Linked DNA regions of Homo sapiens: region 2 is linked to region 1. A link is a contact called in ENCODE Hi-C or POLR2A ChIA-PET data. All regions are on one chromosome and are shown on one strand. Each heading gives the region's core, a stretch centred on a gene start or an enhancer-like site at or near the end of the contact. The rest is flanking DNA. Distances are from core to core; before and after follow the strand shown.

Region 1 (6,936 bases), core at 2,375-4,874:
CTGTCCTCTCCTGATCATGTAACTTGAGTGAGTAACTTGCAGGCTCTGCACCTAAGGCAGAACAATTTAGAGGGATTTCATGGATTCACAATAGGTCCAAAGTATATTGCTTTCCACTACGCTGGGTAATCATTCATTCATTCATTCAACTTATATAGATGCTGTTGATGCCTGGCCATATCCCCTTGTCGTTGCCACTTTAGTGCATGCCTGTGGGACTTCTAACTTTCAGAACCTGCATTTCTTTGCCTGAGCCCTTTCTCTGGCCCAAAAGTTGCTTGACTGCTCCATGGAGCAGGCTGAAAGCACTGAGAATTAGCATCCTCCCACCCTACCCCAGAAGCCCTCAATCAGTGAGTGATGGAACTGGTATGTAAATATCCACTGAATGGGATAACTCTGGAGTGTGTGTTAATATTGGTTCCCCAGTAAGAATGAGCTCCAGCGGCCCACTCTTTCCTGACTGCCTTCCCTTCTGTGCTCACTAACGCACTTTCCTACTGTGCTGTTATCTTTATCTCCAGAGTAAACTTCTTATACTTGAGCCATTGTTTTGGGTCTGCTTCTGTATACAACTAGGATACAACTGACCAGCATTTACTGAGCTTCTACTGTGAGTTCAGTATTTAGTTGGGGAGAAGTACATCTGAATGAATAATTACCAAGTGATAATTACAATGATAGATATCCACACAGGGTTTTTCAGAGCATGCAGGAAGGAATTCACCTGGTTTTGTGGAGACTTTAGTGATAGAGGAGCTGGGCAGAGATGTGAGGTCAGATAATTGTGCAAAATCACTGTTGTCTTTACATCCAGCTGCAGAACCTTTAGACACTTCAAAGTCATTACGTCTCAACTGAACACACGATCACAACAAACTTTTCTTCTTGTGTATCATTTCCTGATTAATGGCATCTTCATTCACTTAGTTATTCAAGTTGGAAATATTTGCATTATCTTTCTTATCAGCCACATCACAAAACTGAAATGTTTCTTATAAAAAAATTAACCCTACACAGCTCAGTGTCACCTCGATGATCACACTGGTCTCTTTTTCCAAGCATGACAAGTACATATTCTCCTAAGGGGATATAACATTTTTATGTCCCTTGCAACATGAGCAGCCCTCAGCAGTCATGTTCTGTGCCCTACAAACCCGTCCTACTGAGCCACAGATGATTATGCTGAGGATTGTCACCTTCCTCGTGGACAGCAACCCACAGACTGGCCAGCGACCTATTAGAAAGCATGGCATGAAGAGATGGGATGGGCCCATTGGACTCTTTCTCTTGGAATTTCAAACAGTAAATACTGAGAGGATGAGGCAATAGAGTGGGAGTTAAAGCAGAAGAATGCTGTGAGACAGAATCATGGCCCTGAGGAATGATGGGAAAGTGAAGTTCTAAGGGAGTAAAAATTTTGAGTTGGAAGAAAGTATGAGGGAGATACAGAAGACAGAGGAAGCCAGTGAATGAGGAGAAAGGTGAGAAGCAGGTGCAGAAACAGTGCCGATGAAATGCCAGTGGTGGAACTCCCAAGTGAAGGTGCTGGCAACCTGGCTCCTCTGTGATTCCAGCTCTTCCTGGGGCTGGGTTTCCACACAAATACCCTGTGTGGATGTCTATCATTGTCATGATCACTTTCTAATTATCTATTCACATGTGGTTCTCCCCAGCTGAATACTGAACTCACAGTAGAAGCTCAATACATAGATGTCCCTACAACCAATGAATATTTTGCATATTTATCCTGACAACAAACCTATTATTTTTACAATTAACAACACTAATCGAGAAACTCCTAAATTTTCCCTGCCCCCTATCCTGTTTGTCTCCTACCAAATACCCCATTGCCATCTGAATGATCTACCTAAAATGCAAATTTAATCACCTAACTCCCCTGTACCTCCGCTCTGTACTCACAGGGCACCTAAATAGGTGCATTCTCTCCACCTTGGTGTCTTGTGCCTGCTCTCTTCTCTGCCTGGAATTCTTTCTCTCCCTTGACTGCTTTACCTGTGGTATTGTCTACCTATTAAACTGTATATCATTCTACAAGATCTGATCTAGATCTTCATCTTGGAAGCCTTCTATGGCCTCCCAAGGAGAACTGAGCTCTTCTACCTTTGCGCCTTTACTGTGACAGGGGCTATTTAAGCAACTGTTTGTTTATATTACTTATACTTTTATCAGTATTTCTCAAAATATGATCCAAAGAACAATTACTTCAGAAATACCTGCCTATAAAAATGCAAAGTCTTCATCCTCATTTTATTTTTACTATTTATTTATTTATTTATTTATTTATTTTTGAGACGGAGTTTGGCTGTTGTCATCCAGGCTGGAGTGCAATGGTGCGATCTTGGCTCACTGCAACCTCCGCCTCCCGTGTTCCTTGTCCTCATTTTAAATAGGCATCCCTGGGACCTCTGGGGTTACTAAAGTTTGGAAACCACCCCATTGAACTTTAAACTCCTCAAGGGCAGGCATCATCTATTACTCTTCCTTGTATTACCTCTATCTGGCACGTGGTAGGTAATGAACTGAAAAACAGTTCATTGCTTTTGAGCCACGGGTTAGCCTTCTGTAACTCCTGCTATGTGTAACCTTTTCAAACAAACAAACAAAAAAATTGAGACAGGGTCTCATTCTGTTACCCAGGCTGGAGTGCAGTGGCATAATCACAGCTAAAGTGATCTCCCCACAGCCTCCCGAGTAGCTGGGACTACAGGTACATATCACCATGCCCAGCTAATTTTTGTATTTTTTGTAGAGATAGGGTTTTGCCATGTTGCCCAGGCTGGTCTCGAACTCCTTGGCTCAAGAGATCCACCTGCCTGGGCTGGGATTACAGGCATGAGCCACTGCTTCTGGCCTTAGGTGTAACCTTTTACGAATGCAGGAGCTCAGAATCCAGCCTTTTTCACCACCCTATCTACCCTACCCCAGATCCTAACCCAGGGCCCTGGCACATGATGGACACTTAATAAACACTTTTTCACTGAGAAAAAGATGAAAGAAAAGATGGTCTACAGAAGCTGAGTGCTGTGCAGCAGGGCAGAAATGCAGCCAAAGCATCAATAAGATTAGCACAAGGACTGTTCAGTTACTCAGGAGGAGATGCTAAGTAAGAGCAGGAGCTGGCAATGCTCTGCTGTTCCTTTGTAGAAATCCTTGATGTGGGCTGTGAAATGTCAAATCCAGATTTGATTAAGCGCAACTCCAAATCCCTAAGGCAAGTGTGTATCCACGGTCTTAATGTAATTATTGGAGCCACCTCCGTCTGCTACATACTTTCAAAAGGGCTGAACTAGCACCCCATCCATTGATACCGACTGCTACAAAATGAGGCCTGCAATTAATTCATCACGTCCCAGGCAGATAATGCCTAAGAAGCTTCATCTGGCTCCTTCCTGAAAATTGAAGCATTAAATTGAACAAACAAACAAAAAATCCCTCTCATCTGCTGAAAATTCAGGAGGAAGGGCGGGTCCTAACAGCCACAGTGAAAATCAAAGTTTTGCTTCTTTTGTTGTCTGTTTTGGAACTTTCCACTTCCTCCTTCAAATGATAACCTATCAACTTTCAGTTCAACTATATTTTAAATTTTTTAAGGCAGAAGCCAATAAACAACACGAACTGTTACAAGGGCAACGGACTTCTAGTAGAATGAGTCAGTAGATACAAGTGGGGAACTTGGCTTCCTTTGCTTATACTCACTTGAGGTTTGGGCAAAAACATCAGGCCAAAACCTCGTCTGGATTCAGAGTAGGCACATTCAGGTCTATCAGATTAAACCCAAATGCCACAGCTTCACTGGAGCAGCCCAGATATTTCCCCACTGCATTCTCAGAGGGAAGAGGGATGAGGGCATCTGCTCCCAAGCTCAACCACAACCCAGAGCTCCACTTTGTTATGTGAAATTCAGAACACATTTGTTCCCGCTCTCTTTCTTTTTCTTTCAAAATTTTCTCCTGCCCTTTACTTAGGGTCTGGACGGAATCAAAATCCTGAGAGCCAAAGACACCAGGGGAAAGGCTGCTTTATTGTGAAATCCAATCTCAGTGAAAGCAAGATGGATCAGCAATCTTTTGACCTCACCCAGTGGCAAAGTCTAAACTGATCCACATGGTTTAGAGAACTCGGAAAAGATCTGATGAGTTGTCACACCGCTAACACTTGAGTTTTGTTTGTCATCCTATATAGAAATGATTCCAGAGTTTTTTCAAATTTCTGGAGCTTCTTAAAGCAAGACCAACAAGTGTCTGGGTGACCTTAGAACCAATCTATGTTTCTGGGACTCTTGAGATCAGCCCGGGCCAGATATTTAGAGGCTATAATGTCATACCACTAACACTTGAGTTTTGTTTGTCATCCTATATAGAAATGATTCCAGAGTTTTTTCAAATTTCTGTAGTTTCTTAAAGCAAGACCAACGAGTTTCTGGGTGACCTTGGAACCAATCCATGTTTCTGGGATTCTTGAGGTCAGCCCAGGCCAGATATTTAGAGGCTATAATGGACACTATTGGATCAATCTGCACTAGACTCACCACAGGAGATAGATCATTTCCAAACCAACGTCTAGCTTGGGGGAGGCGGGAAGTAAGTGGATTTTCACTATCTTTTGGTTCCCATTTCAAGAGCTAATCCCAGACATGGCAGTGACATTAAGGCTTGAATTCTTGCAAAAGCTGCCACTAGAAGGACTGGCTTAAATATCATAGCAGTTTTTATGCACAAATTATATTAGACGTAGATCGTACCTTTCAGGAACTTCCTTGCCTAAAAGCACCCATTGCCTCATTCTCTCTAGACCTACATATGAAATCTAAACTCACATAAATCCCTTCCAGCTTGCCCTCATCTCCCCTTTAATCTTCTCCCTATCCTTGCCATGCATTCTACCCTCTGGCCCGAGGACTGACAATTTTTTTTCTGCAAAGAGAGAGCCAAATAGTAAATATTTTGGGCCTCTAGCTCATGTAGTCTCTGTCATACCTACTCAACTCTGCTGTTGTAGACAAAAGCAGTCATAGACAATATATGCACAAATGAGCATGGCTATGTTTCAATAAAACTTTATTTACAAAAACAGTGGCTGGGCATAGTGGCTCATGCCTGTAATCTTAGCACTTTGGGAGGCCATAGTGGGTAGATCACTTGAGCCCAGGAGTTGGTGACTAACCTGGGCAACATGCAGAAACTCTGTCTCTACTAAAAATATTAAAGGTAGTGGCAAAAACCGCAACTGCTTTTGCACCAACCTAATAGAAAAATTAGCTGGGCATGGTGGTGTGTGCCTGTGGTCCCAGCTAGTTGAAGAGCTGAGGTAGGAGGATGGCTTGAGCCTGGGAGTTGGAGATTGCAGTGAGCTGAGATCACGAGACTGCGCTCCAGCCTGGGAGATAGAAAGAGACCCTGTTTCAAAAAAAGAAGAGGAAGAAGGAGGAGGAGGAGGAGGAGGGGGAGGAAGAGGAGAAGGAGGAGGAGGGGAAGAAAAAAGGCACAGTAAAGAGAAAGAGGTGTTATTTTAGAGTGCTTAGGAAAGGCCACTTTGATGAGGCCATATGGGAGCAAAGATAAACATAAAGCATGAGTTCAAGCTATGTGGATATGACAGGTAGGGAAAATATTCTAGGCAGAGAGAAAAGCAAGCGCACATGTTTGGTATATTGGAAGAAGAGAAAGGAGGCCAGTTGGGTTGGAGTCCAGGGAATGAATGGAAGTTGAGACCAAAGAGGTAGATGTGGTAAAATTTTGTATGTCCTTTCAGGCCGTGTAAAAGAATTTGATTTTTATTCTTAATGAGACTGGAAACCATTGAAAGAAGAGTGATATGATCTACCTTCTTGGTTACTGGGATGACCCTAGCAGCCATGTGAAATAGACTTTAGGAAGGTAGGAGTAAAAGCAGAGAGACCTAATAAGAGGCTATTGTACTAATCCACATGACAAATGATGTCCAGGGTGATCAGAGCAGAGGGGCTAAGAGTTGTCAGATTCTGAATATATATTGAAGGCAGAGATGAAAAGTAGAGTGTGAAGGAAGTATGGAGCCAAGGAGGAGCCAAAATTTTTTACCTGATTAAGTAGGAAAATGTAGTTTTCCTTTATTGAGATGGTGAAGACTATAGAAGAAACAGATGAGTGGAAGTAATGAAGATTTTTTTTTTAATGATGTTATGTTGGACCTCTCAGTGGAAATGTTAAGTAGGTAGTTAAGTAAGTGCTTTGGAGTTCAGTAGCAATGTCATGGGTAGAGGTAAATAGTTGGGAGTTACCTGAAATAGATGGTACTTAAAGACACGAAATGAGGTTGGAGAATCACTTGGGAGAAGTGAGAAAAGAAGAGATCAGGGACTGAGCTCTGGGGCACTCAAATGTTTTGAGAGTGGGAAGATGAAGAGCTAACAACAACAGCAACAAACTTATAAAGAGTGACTAGTGAGATAGAAAGTGAAGTGAGAGTGACCTCTCAGGGGCTAAGTGAAGAAAGTGTCTCAAGAAGGAGGAAATGAACAACTTTGGGAAGTATTGCTAACATATTGAGCAAGGTAAGGACAGAGACATGACCCAGACTGAGCAGCATGGGAGCCACTGTTGACTTTGACAAGAACAGTTTGAGGAGGGGTAAAGATAAAAGCCTGTGTAGACTGTATATAACAGAGAATGCGAAGGGCCTAAATGGTATCTTCGGTCTGGGATCTCAAAATACTTTATACTCTATGATAACATTTTTCATAATGAGAATTATTGACTTACATAGTGATCTTAAGAGCAATTTAAATGTTGAATCATTTATAAAATTGTTAATCATCTTTTACTTGTTTTTATTTTATTTTTGTTTTTCACATTCTACAACACAACACTAGGCACATAGTACATACTCATTAAATGTTTGTTAAATGAATATGAAATTGTAATTTAAGAAGGA
Region 2 (6,936 bases), core at 3,139-5,638, 110 kb before region 1:
GGGCAACATAGTGAGACCCCATCTCTACAAAAAATAAAAAATAAAAAGATAGCTGAGTGTGGTGGTGCATGCCTGTAGTTCCAGCTACTGGAGAGGCTAAGGTGGAAGAATTGCTTGAGTCAAGGAGTTCAAGGCAGCAGCGAGCCATGATTGTACCACTGCACGGCAGCCTGAGTAAGAGTGAGACTCTTGGAAAAAAAAAGAGAGAGAGAGAGAAAAAAAAAAGAGAGAGGGAGATTGGAGACAGATATCCATAGAGAAGATGACCATATGAAGATGAAAATGGAGATTGGAATTATGCTGCCATAAAGCAAGATACACAGGAACCACCAGAAACTAGAATAATCAAGGAAGGATTCTCTTCTAGAGTTTGCAGAGGGAACATGGCCCTGCTGACACCGTGACTTTAGACTTCTAGTCTCCAAAACTATGTGAATAAATTTATGTTGTTTTAAGTCATCTAATTTGTGATCATTTGTTATGGCAGTCCTAGAAAACTAACACACCATCGTTTGGACTGCAACTGTGATCCTAGATGATTGCAAAAGGGCTGCAAACTTATTTTCTCTTCTCATTCCCAGAGAACTAAGAAAAAATATATAGATACACCTCAGAGATAGTGCGGGTTTGGTTACAGATCCCATAGTAAAGATAATACCACAATAATAAAAAAGAAACTCATAAAATTTTTGGTTTCCCAATACATGTAAAAGTTATGTTTAAACTGCTATGTCTGTTAAGCTGCAGTAATATCATGTCTAAAAAACTCAGTGGACAAACTTTAATTAAATTTTTTTTTATTTTTGAGACAGAGTATCTCTCTGTCACCCAGGCTAGAGTGCAGTGGCACGATCTCGGCTCACGGCAACCTCCGCCTCCCGGGTTCAAGCGATTCTCCTGCCTCAGTTTCCCATGCAAGTGGAATTACAGGTGCATGCCACCATGACCGGCTAATATTTGTATTTTTAGTAGAGACAGGTTTCACTATGTTGGCCAGGCTGGTCTCGAACTCCTGACCTCAGGTGATCCACCCGCCTCAGCCTCCCAAAGTGCTGGGATTACAAGCATGAGCCACTGCGCCCGACCTAAAAATATTTCTTGCTAAAAAAAATGCTAATGATCATCTGAGCTTTCAGTGAGTTGTAATCTGTTTGCCGGTAGAGGGCCTTGCCTTGATGTTGTTGGCTGCTGACTGATCAGGGTGGTGGTTGCTGAAGGCTAGGTGACTGTAGCAATCCCTTAAGATGAAACAATAATAAAGTTTGCCACGTCAATGGACTCTTCCTTGCATGAAAGATTTATCTGTGGCATGTGATCTGTTTGATAACATTTCACCCACAGAACTTCTTTCAAAATTGGAGTCGATCTTCTCAAACTCCGTCACTGCTTTATCAACTAAGTTTGTCATATTCTAAATCCTTTATTATTTTAACAACGTTCAGAGCGATCTTCCCAGAAGTAGATTCCATCTCATGAAACCACTTTCTTTGCTTAACCATGGGAAGCAACTCCCCATCTATTCAAGTTTTGTCCCAATATTGTAGTAATTCAGTCACATCGTCAGATGCCATTTCTAATTCTAGGTCGAGCTATTTCTATCACATCTGCCGTTCCTTCCTCCACCAAAGTCTTGAATCCCTCAAAGTCATCTATAAGGAAGAAGAATCAGCTTCTTCCAAACTCCTGCTAATGTTGATATTTTGACCTCCTCCAATGACTCATAAGCGTTTTTAATGGCATCTAGAATGGTGAATCTTTTCCAGAAGGTGTTCAACTTTGCCCAGATTCATCAGATGAATCACTATCTATTGAAGCTGTAGCTTCATGAAATATATTTCTTAAGTAAGAAGATTTGAAAGTCAAAGTTACTCTTTGATCCATGGGCTACAGAATGAATGCTGTATTAGCAGCCATGAAGACATTAATCTCCTTGTACAACTCCCTCAGAGCTCCTGGGTGACCAAGTGCATTGTCAAAGAGCAGTAATATTTTGAAAGGAATCTTTTATTTATTTATTTTTTTCCTGAGCAGTAGGTCTCAATGGTGGGCTTAAAATATTTAGTAAACAATGCTGTAAACGTATTTCCTGTTTGAAATATCTGCAAGTTTGAATTATTGAGCGAATCACCAAAACTGAACATGAGACACGAAGTGAGCATGTGCTTTTGAAAACAATAACACCAGTAGACTTGCTAGACACAGGGTTGCCACAAACCTTCAATTTGTAAAAAATGTACCAACTGCAAAGTGCAACAAAGCAAAGCACCATAAAACAAGGTATGCCTGTATTTAGACTGAGTAAGTGTATAACGTGATATCCGAGGACATACACATAACTTTACATATGTCATAATTTACTTATGTAATTTACATATTTTACATATGTAATTTACATAATTTACATATGTCATAACTTTACATATGTCACAATTTTAATTGCTAAAATTATTTCCCCATTTGACAAATGAGCACATAGGGGTTGAAAGAGTTTAAATAACTGGTGTCAAAAAGTGTGTAACAATAAGACTAACATTTGAGTGATTACCATGTGTTAGGCACCATGCCAGGCTGTTTATATAAATTATCTTAGCTCATCCTGACAGCAAAACTATACAGCTGGGTACTTTTCAATATTTCTCTATTTTAAAAATGAAAGAACTGAGGCACAGAGTGTAAATGATATGCCCAAAGTCTCTGGTACTTGGCAGAGGAAGAATTTGAACCCAAGGAGAATGATTCTAAAGCCCAGGTCCTATGCTGTATGTGGACACTGTGTCTTCACCAGCCCCTCCATCCCTGCCTCTGATTTCACAGGCACTCCACACACCCACTAACTGCCCTTTAGCATCCTGTAATTGTGATTCTATTATCTCGGCCATTTCCAATAGAATGCTTTCTTTAACTCTCTTACCAGTACTCTTATCACATCAAAACAGCAATAAAGTATGCTTATTTTTCCTGATTTCAGAGTTAATCTTTACAAAATGCTTTGGATATATGAAGCAAGTCTAGCAGCCAAAATATTATATAGGTTTCTACGATGTGTTCTGTTTGGGATTCCAGCAGCAAATCCACTCTGTTTTTTCTACATTGTTTGATCACAGTCAGTATTCTGCGTTTAGGCAGTTCTGAAGGGACCTTCTTATTTGTCACAATTATACAGTTGTAGTTTGATAAATGTTCAGCACCCTGGTACAACAATTGATTCTGTTTTTGTTGTTTTATCCCCCTTTTCCAGAATTGTATATTTCCACATATGCTGGACAATAGGCAGAAAGTGGAGACCCAAAGAACTTGTGATATGACGGACATAAGAAGCTTCAGTTGGCCTCAAATGTCAAATAATATCCTTCCTGAATAATCAAGAATGTCAAGCTTTTACTTTCTACATCTTGGACTGTACTTTGTACCAATCTCAAGTCCCATATGATGCACTTTCTAGGTGAAAAGTTTTTTTTTACAGACCTTAAATTTTTCTTTATTTACTTTTTAGAGTGATGGTATATATTAGTTTCACCACGTTAGTAATTCATGCTATATAAATGATAAGCCAAAGTAAGAAAAATAGTGAAATGAATTGCAAATCTAACTACATTTTTTAGTTTCCATAATCACCACAGAAATTGCTGTTAGTGCACTTGATCCAAGAAGAGTCATTCACAATCTCTCCCTTGCATGTTTCCCACCTGGATACAGATTCGTTTAGAGGTCAGCCTCTGACACAAGATCAGTCAATCCAATGCCTGCCATTATAGTTTTGGAAAGGTGCCTAAAAAGACATTAATTTTCCTCCAAATGACAGAAACTAAAGGCAGGTGAATGCGGCAGCTATTGGTGTACTTGGATGCTGAGGATCAGGCAGAGTGGCTTGGTAATGAGAGAGATGAATGAGACAGACACCCAGAGAGAAAGGAAATTAAGGAGCAGTAAAAGCATTTTACACCCCTCCCTCCACTCTGCCAACCCTCAGGGCTCATACACTTTTGCTAACTATATCACTTATGTGCTGTTGTATACCAAATTACCTCAAAACTAAGTGGCTTAACACAACAGCATGTATTATCCCACAATTTCTGTGGGCTGAGAATCTAGACAGGGAGTAGTTGGATCCCCTGTGTCAGAGTCTTCCACGAGTTTGCAGTCAAAGTCCTGACTGAGGTTGTGGTTTCATCTGAAATTTCAAATGGGGAAGGATCCTTTCCCAAGTTCACTCATATGGCTGCAGTAGGATTCAGTTTCCTGCAGACTGTTACACTAATAGCCTCAGTTTCTCACCACCTGTTGGCCAGAGGCTGCACTCAGTTTCTTGTCACATAAGCTTCTCAGCTCACAGCATGGCATCTGCCTTTGTCAGAGTGAAAAGAGAAAAAGCCACCAAGAAGGAAGTCATGGTCTAATCTTGGAGGAGAATCTTATGACTTTTGCTGCTCTCTTCTTGTTAGAAGCCACTACATCCAGCCTCTACTCATGGGAAGGAAATGACACAAGGTGTGGGTATCAGGAGGCAGAAATCTTTGAGAGCTGTTTTAAAAGCAACCTAACACACTGACATATTTCAGTCCTTAGGCACTGTAAAATAGCCCAAATATCCCTGCAGTACATCTGAATGCTTGCCTAAATTCTCCAAAATTCTTTTCTATTATTTACAATCAAAACTTCTTACATATATCGAATAGTTTAATTAAATCCAAATTTAGAATCAAGAGGCAATTGTATTATGAGAAAATATATTACTACATTTCTAAGTTCCTTTGTCACACATACACAAACACAACTAACAGAGTATTTAATAGTGATAAAGGCTGAGATATGAGAAAACAAAATACTAGGAATTCTTACTACTAGGAAAATAAATCCTATGAAGATGAAAATTGCTGAAATTTTCAAGTAGATAGTGAAAATACATGGTGGTTGTGGCATTTCTTCCTCTCCTCCCCTTCTTCCTCCTCCTCCTCCTCCTCATCCTCCTCCTCCTTCTTCTTTTAAAACCCTAAATACTTTCATGGAGGTCATTTATTTTTCCATGCTTTTCATTTTCTAAACATCTTAGTTTTCTCTCATCATCTTATACAGTGGAAAAAGTAAGCAAAAAAAATAGGATAACACTATGATAAATTTGAATGTTTCTCTGCTTCAGATTACAAGGTACGTTTTTGTGGTAATTATAAAAATTGAAAAAAAAATGGTGAAAACCCCTTATCTTGGGTTACTGTGTCAAGTAGGAAGTTGAGCAGCATTTCAAAAAACACCTTTAGCAAAAGTCCCCTCCCTGGTTTTTCCTGCAAACATTAACCTCAAGCGTTTAGTTCCTTCCATATTATTTATACATTTAACCTCAAAATTTTATTTAAGAAGTCACAAGAAGATCTAAGAAAAGGCCCAAATGTCAGCCATCTGTGGACCAGACCTGAAAATCTTCCTGGAGGAGATGAAAACCTCTCATTTCATAGAACTGAAAAAGGGCCATTGTATAGACCAGCAGCTGCGGTGCAGCTCCTCCAGGTCTCACCACTGAATCAGGAATCCTATAAATATGCACCTCAACCACATAAACAGTTTCTCTTCAGTTTCTGGATTGGAGTTTATCTTTGCTGTGCAGAATCAATTTAGCTTTGGACAGAAAAATTTGCAAGAAATCAAAAAAGCGGGTTTAAAAAGCAAACAAAGAGACAGGATGGGCACGATTTCCTAAACATACCAGAACAGAGCCATGTGTTGGATGCTATATAAGAAAGCAAAGAAATTCCCAAAAGATTACCTCAAGTTGGTTTCTCATTTTGGTAAAGATTTCTTGTGTCTCTTGGTTCTATCAATTTAAATAGAGCCTGAAAGATACAATGACAGTATAAACTATGTCCAAAAGACCTCCGAATCGGAAAGGGAAGTTTGGTGCCTCCCAAAAGGAGGGTGAGGGGCAGGAGAATATGGTGAATATATATCACTTTTCGCAGGCGCCTCTTCTGGATTTTGACCGTTATAAAGCAGAACAAATAGATAAAGAAAGAAGACTCACAAATGGCTTTTTTCATTAAGATGATATACCTTTCATTTCTACTTTTTCTCAGTTGATAAGCCCCAAAATAACACAGAGACACTGAAAAAAGCCTTCTTACAACCTTCTTACAATTTTCTATACTGCCAGTTTCACCAGCCTTTTAGGTGTTGGTTGGGACCCTACTGGCCTCTAACGCTGGTTTTTTCAGTAGTGTATCCACCAACTGGTTCTGATTGGCACTTTTCATCTTCAAATATGCGATGTTCTGCCTCACTGACAATGGCAGATGGGCCAGTAAATCTCAATCTTGACCTCACATTAGGATCACCTGGGAAAGTGTTAGAAAAACAAAATCCCAGTGTCCAGGCTTCTCCCTGGACCAATCAAATCTGAATCTCTAATGGTAGGATTCATGCACTGATATTTTTTGAAGCTTCCCAATGACTGCCATGTGTGGCCAAAGCTGAAAACCCCTGTTAGATTCTATTTTGGTATATTAACTATGATCTTAACTAATGAAAGTTGCTGAACTGCTGGGGAACTTGACTAAGCAATGGAATATCCCTTAGAAACACAATGAACACCCACTAATTTTAGGCAGTAACACAAAATTATTGGGGCCTTAATATTCTCTTTAGAGAAATACATTCCACAGAATTCCACAAGTTGTAGATGACATGTTCTCGCTTATGAAAGAATATGCCACCAGGTTCATAGGAGAAAAAATATGGTGCTGCTTTTACTAAGCCACCAAAGAGAACAACATAAGAAAATCATCAATTCCTAACTATGGTGAAAGTGCCTATAATATATCACAAACATGAGAAGCAACCTTTTCACCATTAAGTGGACTCTGACAAAGCAGTTAATAGAATCTTGAAGTCTAGAAGGAATCCTTTAAGATGTGTAATAATACTATTCTACACCTGAGGAACTTAGGG

The links. A loop is a pair of places that touch in the nucleus more often than their neighbours do. ChIA-PET counts read pairs that join two places held with the same protein, here RNA polymerase II (POLR2A). Pooled maps may share reads with other maps.
Region 2: a loop to region 1 is called in a map of naive thymus-derived CD4-positive, alpha-beta T cell, with 1.9 times the contacts of the local background. The contact joins two enhancer-like sites. A Hi-C loop is called at or near these places in 1 of 168 maps with a recorded cell type or tissue (naive thymus-derived CD4-positive, alpha-beta T cell) and 4 of 50 pooled maps. POLR2A ChIA-PET finds 5 or more read pairs at or near these places in 2 of 52 experiments (PC-3 and activated naive CD8-positive, alpha-beta T cell).

What each region holds. Positions count from the first base shown.
Region 1 is chr12:92,294,452-92,301,387 of GRCh38, forward strand. The region is part of intron 2 of LINC02391 (long intergenic non-protein coding RNA 2391); the gene reads right to left. Among named protein-coding and RNA genes, the nearest start is that of LINC02391, 66 kb to the right of the region's middle. RefSeq lists enhancers at 3,531-3,620, 3,651-3,700. Within about 2 kb of position 3,625, at least 5 of the 41 ENCODE cell types and tissues checked have a DNase peak (open chromatin) inside an H3K27ac peak, as active enhancers do.
Region 2 is chr12:92,180,888-92,187,823 of GRCh38, forward strand. It overlaps BTG1-DT (BTG1 divergent transcript), which reads left to right. Exons shown (of 3, transcript NR_135036.1): 3 at 3,239-4,897. Among named protein-coding and RNA genes, the nearest start is that of BTG1-DT, 38 kb to the left of the region's middle. Within about 2 kb of position 4,389, at least 5 of the 41 ENCODE cell types and tissues checked have a DNase peak (open chromatin) inside an H3K27ac peak, as active enhancers do.